Regions from separate parts of the Homo sapiens genome. Here region 1 is linked to region 2. A link is a loop called in an ENCODE intact Hi-C map of the cell type or tissue named here. Cell type or tissue: gastrocnemius medialis. All regions are shown on one strand. Each heading gives the region's core, and the rest is flanking DNA. Links, peaks and the distances in the headings are about the cores only.

Region 1 (6,591 bases), core at 1,689-5,688, 55 kb after region 2:
TCAAGGAAATGAGAGGACACCAACAAATGGAAAAACATTCCATGCTCATGGATAGGTATCCATGTATCATGAAAATGGCCATACTGCCCAAAGTAATTTATAGATTCAACTCTATCCCCATCAAGCTACCTTTGACTTTCTTCACAGAATTAGAAAAAATTACTTTAAATCTCATATGGAACCAAAAAAGAGCCCATATAGCCAAAATAATCCTAAGCAAAAAGAACAAAGCTGGAGGCATCATGCTACCTGACTTCAAACTATACTACAAGGCTACAGTAACCAAAACAGCATGGTACTGGTACCAAAACAGATATGTAGACTATTGGAACAGAACAGAGGCCTCAGAAATAACGCCAGACATCTACAACCATCTAATCTTTGACAAACCTGACGAAAACAAGCAATAGAGAAAGGATTCCCTATTTAATAAATGGTGCTGGGAAAACTGGCTAGCCATATGCAGAAAACTGAAGCTGGATCCCTTCCTTACACCTTATACAAAAATTAACTCAAGATGGATTAAAGACTTAAATGTAAGACCTAAAACCATAAAAACCCTAGAAGAAAACATAGGCAGTATCATTCAGGACATAGGCATGGGCAAAGACTTCATGACTAAAACACCAAAAGCAATGGCAACAAAAGCCAAAATTGACAAATGGGATCTAATTAAACTAAAGAGCTTCTGCACAGCACAAGAAACTATCATCAGAGTGAACAGGCAACCTACCGAATGAGAGAAAAGTTTTGCAATTTATCCATCTGACAAAGGGCTAATATCCAGAATCGACAAGAAAATTAAACAAATTTACAAGAAAAAAAACAACCCCATCAAAAAATGGGCAAAGGATATGAACTGACACTTCTGAAAAGAATACCTTTATGCAGCCAACAAACATGAAAAAAAAAGCTAATCGTCACTGGTGATTAGAAAAATGCAAATCAAAACCACAATGAGATACCATCTCATGCCAGTTAGAATGATGATCATTAAAAAGTCAGGAAACAACAGATGCTGGAAAGGATGTAGAGAAATAGGAACGCTTTTACACTGTTGGTGGGAGTGTAAATTAGTTGAACCATTGTTGAAGACAGTGTGGCAATTTCTGAAGGATCTAGAACCAGAAATACCATTTGACCCAGCAATCCCATTACTGGGTTTATACCCAGAGGATTATAAATCATTCTACTATAAAGACACATGCACATGTATGTTTATTGCAGCACTATTCACAATAGCAAAGACTTGGAACCAACCCAAATGCCCATCAATGATAGACTGGATAAAGAAAATGTGGCACATACACACCATGGAATTCTATGCAGCCATAAAAAAGGATGAGTTCATATCCTTTGTAGGGACATAGATGAAGCTGGAAACCATGATTCTCAGCAAAGTAACACAGGAACAGAAAACCAAACACTGCATGTTCTCACTCATAAGTGGGAGTTGAACAATGAGAACACGTGGACACAGGGAGGGGAACATCACACAGTGGGGCCTGTCAGGGGGTGGGAGGCTAGGGGAGGGATAGCATTAGGAGAAATACCTAATCTAGATGACTGATTGAAGGGTGCAACAAACCACCATAGCACATGTATACCTATGTAACAAACCTGCACGTTCTGCCCATGTATCCCAGAACTTAAAGTATAATAATTTTTAAAAAGTACTATTTGGGAAGGAGGTTGAAAAGGGATTGCCCAATACTTGGAATACATTTTAAGATCGAGTCCCATCATCTATACAGAAAATTGTATGCAGTCCATTGCCGGAGGCACTGTGATGAAATCTCCTGTGGAGTAAACAAAGAGAGAATAAGCATCAAGACTCAACAAGACTGACTCAACCGGAATCAGAAGAGGACTGGCAAGCTCACAACAAAATCATAATACTGGTCACAAAATCCTCCCTAAGGCTGCCAGTTTCCAGAAGTGTAGCCAGAGCAAATCAGCATGCTGAAAGACAAGTATGAGAGGCTCAGACAATGAGACTTTTTTTTAAGGCACGACACATTCTATAGCTCACCTAGAGAGGTGCTGCAGATGATAAGAAAAATGGAGGTCTTCTTCTGCAGAGAGAGTAAGACATCAAAAAGATTGCAAACCTCAGGGTGATTTAAAAGTACACTCGTTGTCTTTTTGATTTTTTGAAGAAGTGTTGAATTAGGCCCCTGTTAGCTAAAGACTTACAGACCCAGGCCAAATTCCAACAGTCTCAACTCCTTCCAGCCAGCTCCAGGAAGCTGCTGTACAGATTTTTGGGAAGGGAGCCTAAAGAGCTAGAACCACCTGGTTTCAGGGTTACTTGGGAGCATCGAGTTTGCTTGACCTGGTTCATTAAGGGCCATAAAATAATAACCAATTTTTCTAATCTGAGCCTTATTACTGGATAATAAGTTGCATATTTTATTCCTGCCGTGGGTAAGGAACGCTCCATTTGTCTTGTTCATCCCTGAAATGAAAATTGCCTACTTTCTGATACGATCCACTGATAAAAACATTGTCTTAACAAATTTTTCTGAGGAATTTCCCAGACCACAGTGAGGTATGAAAACCAAGGCTCTGGAAGCCAGCTGGGGTGCAACAGACCCAGGGTCCAAGGATTTCCCGAAAGTTACCTCTTTCATTCAAGTTGGTGGGAGAGTTTCAGGGCCAAGGGAAGTCATCAGGTTGCCAGACAACCAAGGAGGGCCCTGTCATCGTCTTCACCGGAGAGAGTGACAGCATCGCTCTTGGATTTGCTAGTCATTTATTGGAATCCCCCTAGAACTTAGGATAAATTGGAAAGCTGAGTGTCTTCAGAAAAACTTTGCAGATTGAAAGTCTGTAAACCAAAGTTGCTGGTTTTGATTTGAGGCCTGTGCCAAACACACACACCCTCCTAAACTGACAGGATCAACCTAGCCACCAGCCCCCAAAACACAAACACCCAAAGAAAATAAAGATTCCAGATCCTGAGAATACCTGTACATTTAACTGCAACCTCTACCACCTTTGGTAAGATAAACAACTCAGACAGGGCTTCAAGTGACCTTTTAATCACAATAAGTGGGTTGCGCAGGGCCCTCCAGAGATTGTAATTGGGCTCACTTGTAACAAAAGGCAACCTTGACCACAAGCAGAGTAAAATCAGACAGGGGCACAACCTCTGCCCTTGCTCTGTAAACTCCCAGCTTTTTATTTATGTATTTTTATTGCTGATTTAGATTTTTAGCACTTGACTCCAAGATAAGAGCTCATGCAGCCTAGTGTTATCAGTTCACTTTTTTTCAGAAAAAAAATGGCATTCTGTTTATTTTATTTAAAACTTTATATTGGCCGGGCGCAGTGGCTCATGCTTGTAATCCCAGCACTTTGGGAGGCCGAGGTGGGCAGATCACCTGAGGTCGGGAGTTCACGACCAGCCTGGACAACATGGTGAACCCCTGTCTCTACTAAATATACAAAAATCATCTGGGCATGATGGCATGCACCTGTAATCCCAGCCACTCAGGAGGCTGAGGCAGGAGAATTGCTTGAACCTGGGAGGTGGAGGTTGCAGTGAGCCGAGATCGCAATGCTGCATTCCAGCCTGGGCAACAGAGTGAGACCCTGTCTCAAAACAAAGCAAAACTTTGTATTGAAAATCAAGCAGAAGAGAGAGACGGAGCAAGAAGAGGAGAATGGAATCATCGTGAACACTTCTTAATCGCAACGAGCATCATTTATTTTCTCAACTTGTGATTCATAGGATTTCATAAGACATCTAATCCACCCTTCTCATTTTACATATGAGGAAATTGAGGGCCAAAATAACTTGTCTAAGGTCACACATGTTTATGGGTGCAAATATAATGTTAAAACTTATTCCTAGCTACTGGTTAGCTTATTATTATTCAATTTCCTGTTCATTCTTTCCATGAGAGTTGATTAGCGTCCAAAAATTTGTGTTTAAGGAAAAGCCTGGCTCGTTACTACCAAAAAGAAGGGAAGACTCAATTGGACAAGCCATTTTCTATCTGTCAAGGCCTGAGAAAGCTGTTGCTCCAAGCCCTGGTAAACAGTGCCACCTCGGGTAACCAGATAGCCCTGAGGGTCATAGTTGCAAGGCTCAGGACAGTAACCTCACTTCCACTTTACTCTCTCGGCTTGGAAAAGAAAACTCTAGAATTAGCTATCCCACTGTCTTACTAAGACTTGTATTATTTTTTTTTTTTTTTTTACCTGCAAGGATTCCTTGCTTTTGCAGAAGTTAGACATTTAAGTTAAAAAATCAGGCCCCAATGGGGAAACCCTACCTCTACTAAAAATACAAAAAAATTAGTCAGGTGCAGTGGTTCACACCTGTAATCCCAGCTGCTCTGGAGGTTGAGGTGGGAGAATCTCTTGAATCCAGGAGGTGGAGGTTGCAGTGAGCCGAGATCATACTACTGCACTCCAGCCTGGGCCACAAAGTGAGAAAAAAAAAAGTCGGTTCCCGGAATATGCAATGGTGATGTTTTAATTTCATGCAAAGAGCAGGTCTTTAGTTATCTGAGTATGTGGTTCTCATTTTCCTTGACTGGACTACTGGGAAATTCAGAGGCCACAATAACGTGAAAACAGTATTTACAAGTAGCGTATTGTTGTTATTACAGCAATTTATCAGTCTCGCTTGTAGCTGGACAAATCTTCTTTCACATTGCCTGAATTAGTGTTTTTAAAACTTTTCCTTTGGAGAAATCTCTTCAACTTCCTATTTCAATTCACCATACAGTTTCTACATGACAGAACCAACATCATGTATATTTGGTGTTTCTTACTTTAAACTGAATTTTAGATTCTATTCTTTATACGTAGATTGAAGAGAATCGTTGATTCACTTCAGAATTCCTCAGCCTCAGCACTGTTGACATTTGGGGTTGGATAATTCTTTGTTGAATGGGACTGTCCTGTGGATTGTAAGATTTTCAGTGGCATTCTTGCCCTCCACCCATTGGATGCCAGTAGCACCTCCCCTCCCACTGTGACAACCAAAAATGCCTCCAGACATTCCATGTGTCTTCTAGGGTGCAGAATCACCCCTAGTTAAGAACCACTGGCTGAGTGTGGTGGCTTATTCCTGAAATCCCAGCACTTTGGAAGGCCAAGGCAGGCAGATCGCTTGAGCTCACGAGTTTGAGACCAGCCTGGGCAACATAGTGAGACCCCATCTCTACAAAACATACCAAAACATTAGTTGGGCATGGTGGTGTGTGCCTGTAGTCCCAGCTACTCAGGAGGCTGAAGTAAGAGGATGGCTTGAGCCCAGTAAGCAGAGGTTGCAGTGAACCAAGATTATGCCACTGCACTACAGCCTGGGCGATAGAGCCAGACCCTGTCAAAAAAAAAAAAAAAAAAAAAAAAAAAAAAAGAACCACTGATGTAACTCATTCAGAAAGTGACCCCGGTAGAATGTAAGCTCCAGGAGAGCAGGAACTGTCGGCTTTGTTCATCGCTGTATCAAGCACATGTTAGATGTTTTTTAGAAAAAGCATTTGTTGATTGAAAGACACAATGTGGTGTCGAAGGGAAAGCCTTGGATTTAGAATCCTCGGACATCGACTGCCACTCCCCTAGCTGTGCTGTTTGTCAAGACCACTTTATCTCTTTGAATCTTAGCATATTGGAGAAATAATCTTAGAGTAATACGTATTGAAGACAATAATACATATTGGAGAAAATAATCTTTACCTTAACTTTACTATCTTGTGAATTTCAAACACGAATTTGTGTGACGATGTTCAGAAACTGTGAAATGACCTTCAGATCTGAAATATAATGGAGGACAAATGCCTTGGAGTAGATGCTGAATTTGAGACTAAAACCCAAGTCCACCTCAAACACGGTTCTTTCTTACTCTGTCACCAAGCGCTCTAACCCAGACTGTTTGACCTTGAAGTAAGGTAAGGACAGAGGAAGGAAATGGAGCTAGATCTAACAGCTCCAGAAAACCAGAGGGATGTGTTATGACTGAGTTGTGACACATGCCTGTTTGTGATTTCTTTGCACAACATAGACTGTTCTATAGTAACCTAGAGGAAAATAATGTGTTCCTAAGCAAGATGGCACAGTAGTAGGTAGGCATTAAGAACCTTTCACGCTACAAGACTATGGTTTCCCTACTCCTTTACCTTACAGACAAAGTGAGAGAAAAATTATGTGTATGTGTGTATGTGCATGTATAAACACAAAATTTGCCTGTATTCTCATTTTCCCTCTTAAGTAGCCAGTTTTGCTGGAGGCCTAAACACATCACCAATCCACTTCTTTTTTTTTTTTTTTTTTTTTTTTGAGACGGAGTCTTGCTCTGTCGCCCAGGCTGGAGTGCAGTGGCGCAATCTCGGCTCACTGCAAGCTCCACCTCCCAGGTTCACGCCATTCTTCTGCCTCAGCCTCCCGAGTAGCTGGGACTACAGGCACCCACCACCACGCCCAGCTAATTTTTTTTGTATTTTTTTAGTAGAGATGGGGTTTTACCATGTTAGCCAGGATGATCTCGATCTCCTGACCTCATGATGCCCGCCTCGGCCTCCCAAAGTGCTGGGATTACAGGCGTGATCCACTTCTTAGAGAGTCCAGCCACCC
Region 2 (6,591 bases), core at 1,270-5,269:
AGTTTGTCCTGGGATTGTGTGCTTTTAGATTGGATATTTAGGTAGGTTCCCACCAAAATCACCATCTCCCCAGTCCCTCTAAAGGTGGAATTCTCTCCTCATACGGTTTCCCTAACCTCTCTGATATGGCTTGAGCCAGCTCTTCCCATCTTAGCTAGTAGATTTGTATTCTATAAAACAGCCCCACCGCCATCATCACAAAGACCATCATCAGACTGTTAGAATCCATTTTTCAGTCTCTTTGTGCCCATGAGAATCTAGAATGACTTAACTAACAACCAAGATTGATCAAGACTCCTTGAACTAGAGCTAGACTCTGTCTCCTAGGTTGTTAACCTCCTACAGTTGGCTGTGAAGTAGTCAGTCCTTATATTTACCAAAAGTGTGTAGCTGATAAGCCCATTGTTAGCCCCAAATTGTTTATCTGCAAGTGCAACGGACATATCAATACATCAACATAACATACAGAGAAAGAAAGCAGGTGTCAGACTAAAAAAGATCTGAGGTTGCATTCTTCTTCTGCTACTTACATATGACCTGTGTGATATTGCAAAGAAATGTCTCAGGACTTATTTCTCTCTTGTATAGTAAGAACGACACATGGTAGAAATTGAACTAACACATACTAAAGTAGAACTTAACACATGGAGCATAGTAGGTGTTCAATAAATGACAGCTGCTATAATTACTATTGTTATAGTCTCTACTATGACTCCTTTCTGTTATTAAAATAAAGTCAATTTTCCACGTGGTTTTCAAGAGAAAATTAGGAAACCATCCCAGGAAATAGATCATTATTCTTTTTAAATTCTAGCTTCTTTTTTTTTTTTCCTTTTCTACCCCAGGTTTTCAGATATGTAAATCTTTAAACCCACTGTGGAATGCTCATTGACATCAATAAGGACACATGATAATGTAATCATGTGTTCTTGATTCAGCTGGTTTTTGAAAGAAAAGGATAACATAATGGAAAATTACAAAAGCAAAGCCCTTAGCCCCTAATACCCCTTTCTTTGAGGTGACAGAAAAAGCCCTTACTGGTTTCACACAAACTTTATCTGCCATCTAAGTGAAACGAGATTAAAGTTCTCATCTATGCATTTAGCACAACTGATAATTTTGTGAATGCAAAAAATCTAGTGGGAGCGTGCTATTTGTCAAGCACGACGGTTGCCTTGTAACCCTACCTGGGTCTTCAGTGATCCCGCAACCTTATCAGAAGCTGATGAGAAATACAGGGCCCTTGTTCACAACCTGCAGGGGGATACTGTGGCTCCTCCGAATAAAGGTAATGACAGGCATAGTCATTTGAATACTTATCTACCAAGGTATCTGCCAGCCCATCAAATGTTCGCTGGTAAACAGTTAATCTGAACTGGTGGATTCCTGCAGACAGGGAGCAATTGAGGTCCCCTTGCCAGAGAGGGAGAGAAGAATTTGTCTGATTCAGAATGTAGATGCTGGGCCTGCTGGCTGCTGAATAGCCTCCCATTAAAGAGCACAGAAGCTTTTGCATTGGTATCGAAAGCTTGGGCATGTGGGCACTGAGCCCAGCCGGGGCCTGAGGTATCTTCCTGCAAGGGCATCTGAGACCAGGCTAAGCCACCAAAGCTGGATCCCAGGCTTCCTAGGAGGAGACCTCCTTCTGCTCTTGCAAAGGAAACCTTTGGCACAGATGTTATTTAGTTTTTCTAACTCCGTTGACTACAACAATGTAAAAACAGACGTATTTGAAACACACATTTGGAGAAAAAAAATATGGAGTTTATTCTGTTTTTATTTATCTTTACAAGATGTGTTAATTTAATACAGGGAAAGGGAAAACAAATGGTCTATAATCTTACTGCCCAATAATTTCTCTTGGCATCACTTTTGGAACTTTTTTCCCAGCTTAACACGTGCAGAAATATGTACAAATCAAAAGCATAGAGCTTGATGAATTTTCACACACTAAACACACCTTTGTTGCTGGTACAAGCTCCCAGATCAAGAGAAAACATCATCAACCCTCCTCCAAGTCTCCTTGGTGGAGACTTCTTCTAGGCATGACCCACATCCAAGGGCAATCTTGAGCTGAACTTCTCGCAGCATAGATTAGTTTTGCCTTGGCATTTTTTCCTTAATTGACACAAATAATACAGTTCTGTGTAATCAGAGGAACTTAGAAATACAGAAATACAAACTTGAAAGCAAAGCCCTCCCTTTCTTCTTACCTCCTTGTCCCTCAATGCAACTTCCATTAATAGACTTTTTGTTTCTGTTTTATTTTTGCCTTTTTTCAGGGAAATGTGTATGCTGTTTGCTAACATTATTATGTTTTCTTCTTTTTCTCCTCCTGCCCTCCTCTTCCCTCTCCTTCCCCTTCCTCCTCCTCCTCCTTCTTGTTCTTTTACTTTACACACAGCACATCATATATATGTATTGTCCTATTAGTTGCTTACCTTATTTGTACCATTTTTTCCTCATCAAAGGCTATTTGTACAGATCGTATACTAGTCTGATAATAATACTTCAGTAGGGAGTTTGGGAGACAAGGAGGAGGGACATTTCATGTTTTATAACCAAAATAAATTATGTTCTTGAATAGTAGAAAGAAGAAAATTTTTTAAAGATACCTTTTTGTCTCCTTCTGTAAAAAGGCAAACAGTGGCTCACACCTGTAATCTCAGTACTTCAGGAGGCTGAGGTGGGAGGATTGCTTGAGGCCAGGGTTTGAGACCAGCCTGGACAATGCAGCAAGACCTCATCTCTACAAAAAAAATTTAAAAATTAGCTAGGCGTGGTGGTGCACACCTGTAGCCCCAGCTACTTGGGAAGCTGAAGTGAGAGGATGGCTTGAGGCTGCAATGTGCTACTATCACCCTACTGCTCTCCAGCCTGGGCAACAGAGCAAGATCCTGTTTCAAAAAAAAAAAAAGTAAACTAAGTTCCCTGTGGCAATTCCTTTCTCTTCTCCAGATTTCTGGGTTCCTCTATAACAGACATGAGAAAAGAAAGCCCCCTCAAACCATGCAATGGACCCTCTGTGCTCAGACCCCAGGAAACTCAGCCCCATCAGGGGTAATCCTGCAACAACTCTAGAAAAGCCCATTCCTGAACTATGGTGTTAGTTGGTCTAATATTTCATTATTATTTAATATTTTCTTTGCTATCAGGATGAAAAATGAAAGCCTTTCTTTCCAAAACAAAATACCTAGAGATCACCTAAGTTTCCTTCAGTGAGCTGGTTTAACTCTGTTTTTCTTTGGCAGAGGAAATTGCCGTCCTAGAGAGGCATTTTTCAGTATTGCAGACTTAAAGCCTGCAACTTAATTTTAATTAAAATATATTTTTTTCCAGTAGGTGGCACTAGTGTGTTTAGCTAGAGTTAATATGTGCCCATTGAGGGGAATTGTGCAGTTCAAAGTAGCAGCACTTAGCACTTATCAACACGTTCCCCCTACACTCCTAGAGGCTGTCTTGACTTCTCAGCACTTCGAATGAGATTGCAAGATACCCAGACAAGCATTTCAGAAACTGGCCCTTGACTTGTGGCTAATGAAAAATAGATTACAGAAAGGGGAGAATGGATCGCCACTGAAGAATATTCCCTTTGCCCTTTAGTTCATTTAAGGAAATATAATATCTGAAATTTAAAGTCCGGAATTGACATTTTCCTTGTACATACAACTAAACACCGATGAAACAGTAAAAGACTAGCAGGCCTAAAAGTCAGCTACTTAACACGAACATCCAAAGACAGCCATGCACTTTGCTTCTGTTTCAGATTTTCCATTTGTGAGAAAAACGTAATAGTGTCTTTCCCCAAAGAATCATTGTATTTGATGATGTCTCAAGAGAAGACATCAAGAATGCACTCCATTCAAGGTCAATTTATATAATGCTGTCCAAAAGACTTTAGCCTTCACCACCTTTCAGCAATATTGTAAAGGGAAAATTAGAGCTACTCTGTGCATCACAGAGTCTGGGAGAATATAAGACGATACGCTGTGTGGGTGCTTGAATTGTGTTGAGTACGATCCCAGTTTCTTCCCTTTTCTGACTGTATCACCATGGAAGAGTCATCTAAACTCTTTGCTTATTATCCATCTGAAAAATGGAATTCAATATAATAACTTCTATTATTATTATTATTATTATTATTTTGAGATGGAGTCTTGCTCTGTCACCCAGGCTAGAGTTCAGTGGCATGATGTCGGCTCACTGCAGCCTCTGCCTCCTGGGTCCAAGCAGTTCTCCTGCCTCAGCCTCCTATGTAGCTGGGATTACAGGCACCTGCCACCGTGCCCGGCTAATTTTTGTATTTTTAGTAGAGACAGGGTTACACCGTCTTGGCCAGAGTGGTCTCAAACTCCTGACCTCATGGTCCACTCGCCTCGGCCTCCCAAAATGCTGGGATTACAGGCATGAGCCACCGCGCCCAGCCTCCTTTTGTTATTAAGAGTAAAACAAAAAGCCAGGTCTTTACAAAGCGTCAGGCTTGAGTTGTGGATACGGTGTTGTTTTTTCATAGATATAATATTGTGAAATATATATCTGGTCTTCGCCCAGTTTTCTGTCCTGTAGCTCCTAAAATCCTTGGACTCTCCAGAGTGATGAGCGTCTTTTGTATGCTAATGAGATGACTGGCAGCCTGGGGCTTGCTGGGTAGCTTCAGGATGGGGGCTGGTCATCAGGAAGAACAAGCCACCCTTAGAGGGTCAGCCCCACCCCCCAATCTCCAGGGAGAGAAAAGGGCTGAAGGTTAAATTGTCCAGTGGTTTAATCAATCCTGACTATGTAATGAAGTCTCCTTAAAAACCCAAAAGGACAGGGTTCAGAGAGCTTCTGGATAGCTAATACCTGGGAATTCCTAAAAAGTGGCTCGCCGTGGGAGGGGATGAAAACTCCATGCCCCTTCCGGTATGCCTTGACCTATGCGTCTCTTCATCTATATCCTTTGTGAAATCTGTTATAATAAACCAATACATCTAAGTGTTTTCCTGAGTTCTGTAAGCTGCTCTAGCAAATTAATGGAATCCATAGATAGGGTAATGGGAACACTGACTGATAGCCAATTGGTCAGAGGTTATCACAGGTAAAAACAACTTGGGGTTTGCCATTGGCACGGAAGTTGGGGGCAGTCTTGTGGACTGAGCCCTCAACCAATGGGATCTGATGCTGTCTCCAGGTAGATAGTGTCAGAATTGAATTGAATTGGAGAACATCCCACTGGTGTCTACAAGAGATTTCCCACAGAGTCCACTGGAGAACTAATTGGTTCTGGTGGGGAGAACACATTTTGGTGACCAGAGATGAAGTCTTGTGTGTTGGCTATGTGAGAGTAGAGAAAATACTTTGGTGGGATTGTTTTTCTCCAATATCTCTTTAAAATACTGGTTTTTTATATTTGATGTATTTCATAATCAAACATTAAATCATTAATTTTTTTTTCTTTTTTTTTTGAGACAGAGTCTCGCTCTGTCGCCCAGGCTGGAGTTCAGTGGCATGATCTCGGCTCACTGCAAACTCCGCCACCCGGGTTCACACCATTCTTCTGCCTCAGCCTCCTGAGTAGCTGGGACTACAGGTGCCCACCACCTCGCCTGGCTAATTTTTTGTATTTTTAGTAGAGACGGGGTTTCACTGTGTTAGCCAGGATGGTCTCGATCTCCTGACCTCATGATCCGCCTGCCTCGGCCTCCCAAAGTGCTGGGATTACAGGCGTGAGCCACCACGCCGGGCCAATTTTTTTTTTTTTTTTGAGATGAAGTTTCTCTCTTGTCCCCCAGGCTGGAGTGGAATGGCGTGATCTTGGCTTACTGCAACCTCCACCTCCCAGGTTCAACCTCCCAGGTTCTCCTGCCTCAGTCTCACAAGTAGCTGGGATTACAAGCATGCACCACCATGCCCAGCTAATTTTTATATTTTTAGTAGAGATGAGGTTTCATCATGTTGGCCAGGCTGGTCTCGAACTTTTGACTTCAAGTGATCCACCCGCCTTAGCCTCCCAAAGTTCTGGGATGACAGGCATGAGCCACCGCACCTGGCCAATCATTAATTTTTAATAAGCATCACGGGAAGACAATATAGAAATCACTGAAAAGACCCTATATGAATTCAAAGTAACTTTATGAAACTTTTATTCATAAAAGTGACACCTGATAATTATAAGAAATTTGGGAAATGATGAAGTGGAAGATGGGGTGGGGGGAATCACTCACCATAGGAGAGATATACACAGTTACCATAACCTTGAATACTTTTGGGAATTGTGAGTAGCATTTTTCAGAACAGTGCTTGTGAGGGTGTAGCAAATACAGAAAAATAAGGCTGCTTTAGATTGCTGAAGCCCAGGACAAGCCCTGCACCTTATCGATTCACTTAAATCGTTGAGAATGTTGCATGAGGCAGAAGATTCAAGTAGATGGCTTCTAAGATCTTCTCCAAAACTAAAATTTTGTCATGTTATACTTCCATTCAACAAGTATGTATTGGGCACCTACTACATGGAAGACACTGTGCTGGTAATAGCCTATATACCAGTGAGCAAGTGGCAGGAAGAGAGGCATTAAATAATGCATCAGATAATTCATAATTGGTTATAATGTA

Evidence for each region. Hi-C counts contacts between places; a loop is a spot of excess contacts. Peaks named below come from ENCODE experiments on the same cell type or tissue, not always from the same donor. Only the 100,000 strongest peaks of a DNase experiment are listed, where the experiment ranks them.
Region 1: a loop joins it to region 2, with 3 times the contacts of the local background. A loop is called at or near these places in 3 of 110 quality-filtered maps.

Annotation. Positions count from the first base shown.
Region 1 is chr3:66,758,745-66,765,335 of GRCh38, reverse strand. No RefSeq gene overlaps it. Among named protein-coding and RNA genes, the nearest start is that of KBTBD8, 240 kb to the left of the region's middle. In gastrocnemius medialis, for the core only: no CTCF peak of the experiment used is centred there; DNase peaks (open chromatin) are centred at 1,865 and 4,045; H3K27ac peaks cover 3,358 bases.
Region 2 is chr3:66,813,093-66,819,683 of GRCh38, reverse strand. The region is part of intron 2 of LOC105377144 (a long non-coding RNA gene); the gene reads left to right. Among named protein-coding and RNA genes, the nearest start is that of KBTBD8, 180 kb to the left of the region's middle. In gastrocnemius medialis, for the core only: CTCF peaks have their summits at 3,150 and 3,349 (motif pointing right); no DNase peak of the experiment used is centred there.